2 separate regions of the Homo sapiens genome follow, and region 1 is linked to region 2. A link is an interaction called in ENCODE POLR2A ChIA-PET data of the cell type or tissue named here. Cell type or tissue: A673. All regions are shown on one strand. Links, peaks and the distances in the headings refer to the core of each region. The heading gives the core; the rest is flanking DNA. Region 1 overlaps MEIS2 (Meis homeobox 2). Region 2 overlaps LOC145845 (a long non-coding RNA gene).

Region 1 (5,387 bases), core at 166-5,165, 55 kb before region 2:
ATCATTTAGACATGAACTGTGAGTTATTTTATTTTGCTTTTCTTTCTTTCCCTTCTTTCTTTTTTTGATCTTTTTTTATAAGCAGTGCCACTCATTTTCCAAGAGCGTATGAGGGTTAATGGTGCAGTCCTCAGCCATCCAGAATGAAGGAATTGGCCCACAGGGGAAGATAGAAGATACTATTTTCAATTGGTTCTAACTAAGCCAAGAAAAACAATATTGACTGTGTTCTAATCATACCATTCTTTAAAAAATATCTAAGTACTCTTCTATGTTATCTAATTGTTCCTCAGAAGACTCTTCTCAAATATGGGTCACATCTTTTTAAATCTCCACTTATATACAAGATTAGGTAACAGAGGGTACATAAACTCTCTGACATTACTTAGAAGAATAGTTTGCATACACACACAGGTAGTATTTGGTACTTTTTCTTAAATCACTTCTTATGAAGAGGCAGTAGGATACAGTAGAAAGGAGAGATTTTGGAACATAAAGGATGTGAGTTTGCATCTGGCCTCACTATTAACTATCGGTTTGGACCTGAACTTGGTCCCTCAGCTTCCTCATCCATCAAACTGGGATAATGATTTTGATTCAGAATATTACTGTGAGAACTGTATGACAGTTGGTAGGAGCTCCAAAAAGTAACTCTTGTTACTGTTGTTGTTTTAATTGTTGTTATGTCACATTTTCTGTTCTCCGTCTATTCCTGGAAAAACCCTGTACATTTTTCTGCATATGGTAGGAGATTAATAAATAGCATTATTTAACAGATAGCACAGAAAGTGAATTTCAGGAATTTCATACTCCCTTTCTGCAAATAGTTCATCTTACTATTATGCAACGTTTTTGTTTTTCATAAGATTTTTAATGCTTTTGATGCTGGAGTATTTTCACAGAGGCATTCTGAAAATAAAGACAAATGCCTCTGGTAATTTGAGCACTTCATGGCTTCTAAATGATGGTGGTTTATGTCACAGCAAAATGGTCATGAAAACCAGAAATCTTGGCCGGCTGTAAATATTTTTTTCAGCAGTATTTTTTCCTTCCTCTAAGCATTTGTTTATTTATGTTATTTATCAAATATTTAAATTTAAATACCTGAGTTTTATAATGTGTACCATTGAGGTACAAACAGCTGACAGGATCTATTACAGGCTTCTAAATACAGAGAAAATGACTTATTGTGGACATCCTAACACATGTAGAGAAGGGAACAGACATTATTTTCAGAGATTTAAGTTAACATTACATCCCAGAGAGAGTTTCCTTGGTCACTTCCTCTATAGTCTATTGTTTCTTATATTAAAATAGAAACACGTTTTCTCATCCCTCCGACTGTCATATTTCTTAAAGATTTAAAAAAAGAAAAAGGTGTTAACGTCAAGATGCTGTGAGAGAAGCAACACATCTAATGAACTCATACAGGGCTCTTGAAACAGTACATAACATCTCCTTTCAAAGATTAACAAGGTCTGAAGATGAGAATAAACAACATGTAGATGTTATTTTATGGTAATCCCACTTTGCGTTAGTTTCTTTTTTTCCTTTCACCTTATTTTCCCATCAGAGCCCTTCCTTCCTTCGTTTCCTTCTGCCCATTCTTGCCTTTTTTCCAGGTTCTCTACCTGCCTCCCTCAGATCCTCTCTGTGGAAACAGTTCACCTTGCTTCCTCAGGCCACTTATTTCTGTACCCCTGGTTTATATGCTCCCTTACATCAGACCCCCCCATCATCACTCATCAGACCCTCTCTCATCTTCAGGGGGGCTAGCCTCTCAGCAGGATTGGCAGGCCTTGCAAATCTTTTGGCTGCTGTAATAAAATCTCCAGTTGCTGAGATTTATGAGGTCAGATGCATGTAGAAGAGGAAGCACCTACAGTTCATGAAATTGTAAAGAATGCCAAGCACATCGGTAGGAAGAAAAGATGCCCAAATTCTGGACAGTTTGTATTTTTGCCAACCTGGTTCGTGTTTCCCTTAAATTTATCATCCAGGTATTGCAGGTATTCAAATGGCCAATTCAGATGCTTTTTGGAGCTCTTGAGATATCCGTTTACATAATTAATAGAAATATACCAGCAGGTGACTATAATGTGATTATAAAGTACAGTCCTGGCTGTTGGGGTGTATTGAATACTTTTAAATGAAATATGTGGAGTGTGTGCACGCATGCAATGTGTTTAAATGAATGCAGCCTTTCCAATCAGCCAGAAAGAGAGAAAGGATGTAAATTGCTAGCATGTGTTGTTCAAAATGCAAAAGTAGGAAAGCAATATTGATCTGTGCTTTGGATGTTTATTTACATCAGTTGCACAGTGTTAAGATGTCTGGCCATAATTATCAAGACCTGCCCACCTGTCAAACCGCAATTGGGTTATTTCCCCATTGTCTTGCAGCAGTAAATCTTCAGGTCTGGATGGGCATTAGACAAATGGAAAAAGGCTACTTTCCCAGAACATGTAATTCATTATGGAAAACAGGTGCCTGCTGAAGATTTTTGCTTTAATGCAGACGTATTTTATTATTCATAAAATATTAATGTGAATAGTCACCACCAGAGTCGTGTGGGTTGTTTTCATCTAAAATTTTCAGTTTTAATGTGAAGAGAGAAATTGTAAGGATTCTCCAAACCTTGTTTTTTTGAAAAGGTAAAACCATTCCATAAATAGTTTCATTCCCTTGCTCTCCCAAAATAGGTTCCAACGACCCTGGCTCTGACTTACATAATGTACAAAAATAAGTCTGCTTTAATGTTGTATGCAGTAGGTGTTCTGTCCAGGGACAACCTTGTAGTAGGGACAGAGTGACCTTTCAAGAAAAAAAAAAAAAGGAAATGAAATATACTTTCATTTTCCAGAAATATGCATGCAAGTAAAAATTTGACAGCCTGGAAGAACATAAGCAAATATATCTTTTTATTTGAAGATAAAAAGAAGCGGGGCTGGATAGGAAAGGGAAAAAACCTGTGAAAAAACGGATGATGCAGTTTTTACGAATAAGCAGCTTAATGTATCTTGGCACCCACAGTAAGCCTTGTAGGAGCTCAAAGTGCCTCAGGCAATCTGTGAGCAGAATAGCAATTTTATTACTTTGTCATTAAACCAATTTCACAGCAGTATTGTTTGTTAATGAGCAGCGGCAAACGAGCGAAGATGTCACACACTGGAATAGCAGAGAGATTTGTGACCCAAGCTCACAGCACTAAGATGGAAAGACCACGGCTATAAAAAAGGAAATACTTTGGGATGAAATGCAAAGTCTATACAGCAGAGCTTGTGTTTATGAGCTACCATTTTGCTAAGAGCTGTGAGAGAAATAAAGGTCTGGAAATATGCAGTTAAAACAGGGCCTATAAAATTAAAACCAAATTAAAGTATAGCAGAGGATTACTGCACAGACTGTACTCGACAAAATATATTTTAAGTGACGAGGTGAAATCTAAATCAGTTTTGTTTGAATTTGGTTGGTATTTATGAAATTCAATAAAAAAAAATGAAAAAATATCCAAACAAAGCAGCCGCCTCACCCTTGTGTGGTCTCTGAGCCATAAACGTGCATCACTTTGAGGAAATTCAACTTGCCAATCCTTAAATAATTAGCAACTTCTTGATTCACAGGGTGCGCCCCTCCATCTTCATGAAAGCCTTCTCTGTTACTTTATCTCTTCGTAAGGACGTTGCCCATGTATAATAAACACTCAGGCGGAGCCCTCATCTGCCTGAGGCTGGGAGTCAAGTGCACCTAGCAAGGCTGGAATTGAGCTCATCATTTGATAGGACTTTCTCTTTTTTTCTCCTTTTTTACTTTTCTTTTTCTCTTTTTCTTTCTGTTCCTGTTTTGTTTTTGTTTTTGTTTTTTTGAGCTAGGGCTGCCCTTACAAAGAACTTGGGAGACAGCCTTGAGGGATACAAGAAACAGTGCCAGACAGTCACTGCATCCCTGCAAGGCGTCCCGAGGTGAGTGTGCTGCCCGGGCGGTCTTGCAGTGCTGATGCGCAGGAAGAAGTAGTTCAGGCCACCAGTTCTGGCATCAGACTCACCTACTCCAGAAGGGAGGATGGGGTGAAGGTGGGAGCCTGAGAGGAAATTAAGGAAGGTGATGATCAATCCATAACTGTATCTCCGTTTGCAAGAGAGATTGATTAGAAATATTTCTGGTTGTCACACTTGCTGCGGAGACACCCCACTTCTTTGTCAGGGAAACTCATCCATTTGGAGTTGAGACTGACCCGATTTGTGGGGCCTAGATGCTAAAATGTCCAGAATTGTGCAGGGATTGATTCCATGGGAAAGTCCCAGCAGGTCCGCTCCCGTAAGCTCACAGCCAGTCATGGTCAAGTTCGGTGCCTCGTATGCTTTGAGGTTCGCGGCAAGTCTATGTAGTTAACTCTCATAACCTTTGGGACGACAGGCCAGTCCTCACTGGCGCCCTTTATAATTCAGGTTGGCTGCCTATGTGTATTTCATATTTTTCTCTCATGACCCCAGCTTGGATTCTTAAGGTCTTTATGAATTTTAAACTTTGGTTTGGTTCTATTGTTTTCTCTGCTTTCTTTTCTGACAAAATTTTTAAGTGGTTTTTGGACTGATTTGGTGAAAGGGAACTCTGCAAGAAATGTTCATGACCGCGATCTCAGCCGTGCACACAGTGGTGGGAGTTCAGCTTTAAGACTGTTTTCTGCCTGACAGGGCAGGACCCCCAGACAAATCACTGGCTGGCTCTGTGGTAGTTGGCAGCCATTCAAGACTGGTCTTGTGCCAGGAGTATTACTAGATAGCCAGACAGATCAATTCACTTTTATATTCCCGCCATTATTTATAGCCCACTGTATATCTACTCTTGCTTATGAAGTAATGATTAGCAAATACAGTACACATAAAACATGGGCATTTGTTCTGGAAAGGGCTTTCTCCTGCTGATATTGCAGATAGTTTCACAGGTCACAGAACCTTAAAAAGGATTTAAAGGGCATGTCTTGTGTAGCATTTGTTCCTTTGAAAATGATGCTCCTTTCCCATTTTTTAGTAATTGAAGAGGATAGAAAGGTTTTCTCATTGCTTACGTTTCACTGAATTCTCTGCAGCCCCTTTTCCCACAGATGTTTCAGCCAAACCTGTATGGAGGGAGGTGACATGGCATGGCTTGCTGTTTAAAACAGCTACGGTATTTTGTGCTTCCCTTTTGAGTGTGTCAAGGTGAACAAAAGGAGAGCCTCTAGAACGCATGGGAGGGAATTTGGGACAGGACCTTTTACATGCTGGGGGAAACTGACAGGACTCAGTGAGGAAAGACTTTTGTTTGTGTTTTCTTCTCTCTCTTTCTCTGCAGAGCGCATGATCTATATCAACATGCTTCCTGGTCATACTAAAGAATCTCAGCTA
Region 2 (5,387 bases), core at 101-5,100:
AACTTTTTTCATTTCCTGTCACCTCCCCCTCTTCCCAGCCAACACCTCCCCCAGCTTTATCTTGATTCTGTTTAAGGCTGTTTGCTGTTTCTCCCTGTGGTAAAATTTTTCATCCAAGCTATTTCTCTTAAGGTTCAAATATCTAACTTTCATGAGAAAATACATGTATAAATATTTTGGGCATGTTTTCTGAATCTATGCTACTTAGGTTAATACTCAGGCAAGAAAGAAAACAACAGCAAAAGTAAAAGACCCGCCAATTACAGAAAGTTCTGGAGCAAAAATAGCCGATACTTGACTTTTTTAAATATAAAAAATAATATATCAAACCTGTTGGTGTTTAAAACTTTTTTTCTTTATCAATGGCCTCCTCTCTGCTAAGTTTCCATTTCATGATTTTTGTATGAATATGATAAATGGTCATTAAGTCTAACCAGTTTTATTTAATGTTCGTAAAAACTGGTAGGTTTTCAAACAGATGTGGCCTGATATGGTTCAGTGAATTTAGTGGACTTCTCATATAAATGGAATAATAACCATAAGGAAGATGTATTTTATACCCTTGTTTACCGCTTCCAGACTCACCCTTATTATAATTACAAATAGTGTTTATTATGTATTATGCAATATACATACCATGGTCCAGAGACCGCACAAAACTTTAACTTAATCACTGCCATCTAGAGTTTATAATCCAAGAGCACCAACACCAAAAACTACAGGGAAACACAGACAAATAGAAAGGGCACCATGATATATTCTTTTTTTTAATAAAAAACCAAATATAATGGAACCTAGCTTATGAATGTGTAACACATTTTTATCTTTTCATTTAAATATTTTTTTCAGATCCAAGTAGATGGTTGGGAAAGAGAGAATAGTTTATTTCACTTATTTTCTGTCAACTAGGGATGACTTTGGACAACTCTTCCCCTTTTAACCTTTTTAAAAGAGACTGGCAAAGAGAAGAAGGTGGCAACCAGAGCTGCCTAAGTGGAGGGAGTACACACAGGTTTAAATAATGAAGGCAGGAGAGCTCAGCAGCTTCACACATCACTTTACAGTCAGACAGTCTGGGTCGCAATGCTGGCTCAGCCTCTCATCAGCTACACGACCCTAGGCAAACTCACACTTCCAAACTTCTCATAGGGCTTTCACATGCTCACCAAAGGAATTAATGAATGATGAAATTTATCCTAGTACTTGGCTCATGGTGAGCAGTCAATAAATACCAGTTATTATTGTTAATGGGATAGTTAACATCCTATACCACCCCTACCCCTAAGCTTAGACAGGACCTCATGTGAACAATTCATAAAATTTTAACATCTTCTACTTTTATTAATCATATAAGAATTCAACACTTCTGTTAGTTTAGATTCTCCATTTGTTCTATATTGTGTAGGTCACTTTAATTGCTTGTATATTCGCATCTGTATAGTTATCATTTAATATTCCATGTTTGAAAAAGACCCACACAGCATACATTTTCATGGGCAAGTCATTGAGTAAATAGCTTACTCAATGGGTTTGTTGGTTATTAGGTAATGGGAAGACCACTATGCTGAGAGCCAGGAAAACTGGATTCTAAATATTGTTTCCCACTTATTAGCTCTGTAATTGGGCCTCAGTTTCCTCACCTGCAAAATAGGTTGGAGTAGAAAATATCCAAGGTCCATTCTGGCTTTAATAGTCAGGAATTCTATGACTCACATAGGAAACTTTTCCTAGAAGAATCTTTTTGCTTCCTTTCAAGTACACATTGAGAAATATTATGTGCCTGGCCCTGTGCTAGGCCCTGAGACTCAATGAGATATAAGTAGAGTTCTGTGTTCAAGACATTTACAGTCTAGCAGGGTGACTAACATTACATTACAGTGTAATAACTGCTATTTTACAGATATCTTTGGGGAATTATAAGACCTGATAGAAGCAACATCTAATGAATGGGAGGCAACTACGTGACCAGGGGAAGAGAAGGAAAAGCTTTGTAGAGGAACTGGCACCTGAACTGTCTTGAGGAATAAATAAGAATTAAGGCAGAGGTGAGGAGAAAGGCATGACAGGAGGAAATAGTATGTGTAAAGAAACAAACAAACAAACAAAAACAAAAAAGAGAGAAAGATAAGGCCATACAGAAAACTGGTAGTTAAGCCTGGCTGGAGGTCAGAGGGTATGTGTGACTGAGTAGACATGTGACTTCTCCCTCTTCACTCTTCCATTTCCCCACAGTCAATCTTATAGAGTCCTTTGGCTTCAGTTACCCTTCATTGGCTGACGATTCCCCAGTTTTCTATTTTTGGCCTAGAACCTACATTTGAGCTTTAGACCTATACATTCAGTTCTCCAGTAGACATCTCTATAGGTCAAGAGGCACCCTAAACTCGTGATCTTCACCCCTGAGGAAACACCTTCTCCTGTGTTCACTGTCTTGGTAAATGGTATTACCATCCACCCAGTTGCTTGTGCTAGAGATTGGGTTTTATCCTTGATATTTATTTTTCTTTTCTTCATCCCCAATGCCTCCACAAGTGGTATCAAATCCAATAAATTTCCAAGGCCTAATAATTATGCCCCTAAATGCATCTTTAACCCATATGTTTCTCTCTGTTTCAGCTGCCACCACCCTAGTTTTATTTGGACTTCACCATTGGGGGTTCTGGAGCCAAATCTGATCTCTTCATATTCCTATTCAAAATCCTTTGATGGAAACCCACCACCATTCTTAAGATAAAGTCCACATTTCTTAAAATGTTCTAAGGCCTTGACTGATTTCACTTCTGTCCCCCGATCTTCAGCCCCATCTGGAATCCCCTTATTCTCTTTAATCCAGTCATGTTGTCCACCATTACATTGTTCAAATAGTATAGCCTCGTCCTACCTCAGAGCTTTTGCACATTCTGTTTCCTCGGTCTGGAAGGTTCTTCTTTCCTCCACTGTCCCCCATCTGTAACTTAGCTAACTGCTATTCATTTCTCAGATCTCAGTTTAAATGCCACTTCTGCAGGAGAATTTTTCTTGACCATTTCCCCTCTAGATTAAGCTACATTCTCTATTCTCATAATAACATTTAAATTTTCTTTGCATCATTATCACAGTTATACTTCATTAATAGTTAATTATGTCATGATTGGTTTAATGTCTGTTTCCCCAGCTAGACTATGTGTTCCATGGTGACAAGGTCTGGTATCTTGGGTTCACTATGGTATCCCCAATGTCTAACCAATATTTTTGAAGGTAAAAGAAGATGAAGGGAGGGAGGGAGAAGTCAAAAAATATAAGGCCTGAAAAATGCCCATTGGATTTAGCAACTAAGAGGTCATGGATGACTTCAGAGAAGGCAGTTTCAGTGGCAAGGCATGGGTAGATGAAGATTGAAGTGGGTTAGGAACAAAAGGGAGGTGAGAAAGTGAAGGCAGTGGGTGTAAACTAATTTGAAGAATCTTAGTCATGGAAAAAAAGCAATATGACAGTAGATAAAGGGAAGATGTAGGATCAGGGCATGTTTTGCTTTCTAAGATGAAAGAACTGAGCTTATATATTTAAAGATAAAGCAATAAAATAGAAGACATAAATTAATGGAGATTAACGATATAGAAAAAGAGAAAAGAAATTAATGAAAGAATATTAGAGGGTTGTAGGAGAGGCTGGGATTTAGAGCATAAGCTAAGTTCTATAAAAGTTAAAAGTCACCTCCTCAATGAGACATAAAGAGGAAAGTAAAGGCAGGCATACATATGGATTAAATGGTGGTGTGGGGCTGAGAAAATAATGTGGATGCTGCTTGATACACTGGATTTTCTCCCAGTTGTAGGAGGCACTCAGAGAAAGGGGATGGTAGGGAAAGGCCATAAAGAGAGAGGCAAAAGCTTAAAATCATTGTTGAGGGGAATAGGAGAGGGAGCTGATCAAGATCAGGTCATAAGATTGCTGAACCTTGCCAAGGGAGATTTGTGGTGCCAACCATCCATATCATTGTGTAATTTTCTCCAAAAGTGCTCAGCAATTTCAGTGAGGGAGTGAGATGCTTGGGTTCTTCTAGATCTGAGAGTTTGCAGGGTAACAAGAGTTTGGAAGTTAAGACTACATGTTTGGGAGTATTTGAGCTAATAAACCATTGGGTCTAAGTTAGATAAAGAAGGAAATGAAGACACAAAGTGGGTGACAGGCTGAGTGTAAATTTAGGGACATAAGGGCTATATATTTTCTTGGAGAAAAGAAGCTAAAGGTTCTCAGAGTTAGGAGAATGTAGGAGAGTATAATGAGAGATTGTTACATCAGCATTTCAGATGGAGAGGTGGAAGTTTCCTCTTCTATGCAGAGGGGATAAGTAGATCCAGACTGGCCATAGTGACAGATATCAAAAGAGGGATCTTTACGTCAGTCCTAAAAGGTATGACAACATCCTCACTTTCTCTTCCCATTTCATTCTAGGAATTTCTTTTATGATCCTTGGGCCAGATAACTGAAAGATGGCAAAGGAGAAAGTGGGAATATGATTTATTCATTAGTTCTTTGTCAGTTTAAACCAATTCACTTCAACAAGTAGTTAATGCGTGAATACCAGGTACTAAGGTATTGCTGCGTGGTAGAGATTCAGTGTTTGCATTTGAGATCCATCATTCTGTTAACTTTGTGGAGAATAAATTTGGCTGGGGCTGGGGAGTGAGAGTGGGCACAAGATTGGAGGCAATAACAATTTGACTTCACCATTTAATAAGGCTATGACTTAGGAGTATTTATTTAACCTTTCTGTGTCTTAATCCCTTCATCTGTATAATGGGAATGCTAATAGTACATATCCTGTAGGTTTATTGGGAAATTATTTATTTATAAAGTGTTTAAAATATACCCTACAGATTTCATGGCTGGAGCAGGAAAAGTTATGAGCTTGGAATATCTTCAGTGCCTGAAAGTGAGGAAGTGCTCCCAAAAATATGAAGGCCTGTCAAAAGGTACATGAAGCCAGCTTGAAGAGGCTTCCATCAAAATAAATAAGGAAGTAATGGATTATTGTCTACTGAATAGAACAGGAATCCAAAAAAAAAAGAACAGGAATCCGTGAGTCTATAATAATAAATAGATAAATAAATAAGAAGAGAAAGCTCTTGCTTTTACAGTAGTAAGCCAGCTAATATAGAGGGAATAATGAAGTTTAAAAAAAATCACCATTTCCCGAGCCTGGGCAACATGGTGAAACCCTGTCTCTGCAAAAAAAAAAAAAAAAAAAAAAACAAGAAAAACACACACACACACACACACACAAAATTAGCGGGATGTGGCCGGGCACAGTGGCTCATGCCTGTAATCCCAGCACTTTGGGAGGCTGAGGCGGGTGGATTACCGGAGGTCAGGAGTTCAAGACCAGCCTGGCCAACATGGTGAAA

The links. Peaks named below come from ENCODE experiments on the same cell type or tissue, not always from the same donor. Only the 100,000 strongest peaks of a DNase experiment are listed, where the experiment ranks them.
Region 1: POLR2A ChIA-PET joins it to region 2 with 7 read pairs; 3 of 35 experiments call an interaction of 5 or more read pairs at or near these places.

Annotation. Positions count from the first base shown.
Region 1 is chr15:36,923,604-36,928,990 of GRCh38, reverse strand. The region is part of intron 9 of MEIS2 (Meis homeobox 2); the gene reads left to right. Among named protein-coding and RNA genes, the nearest start is that of MIR8063, 47 kb to the left of the region's middle. In A673, for the core only: no CTCF peak of the experiment used is centred there; a DNase peak (open chromatin) is centred at 3,100.
Region 2 is chr15:36,868,312-36,873,698 of GRCh38, reverse strand. It overlaps LOC145845 (a long non-coding RNA gene), which reads left to right. Exons shown (of 7, transcript NR_024264.1): 6 at 4,860-4,955. Among named protein-coding and RNA genes, the nearest start is that of MIR8063, 100 kb to the left of the region's middle. In A673, for the core only: no CTCF peak of the experiment used is centred there; no DNase peak of the experiment used is centred there.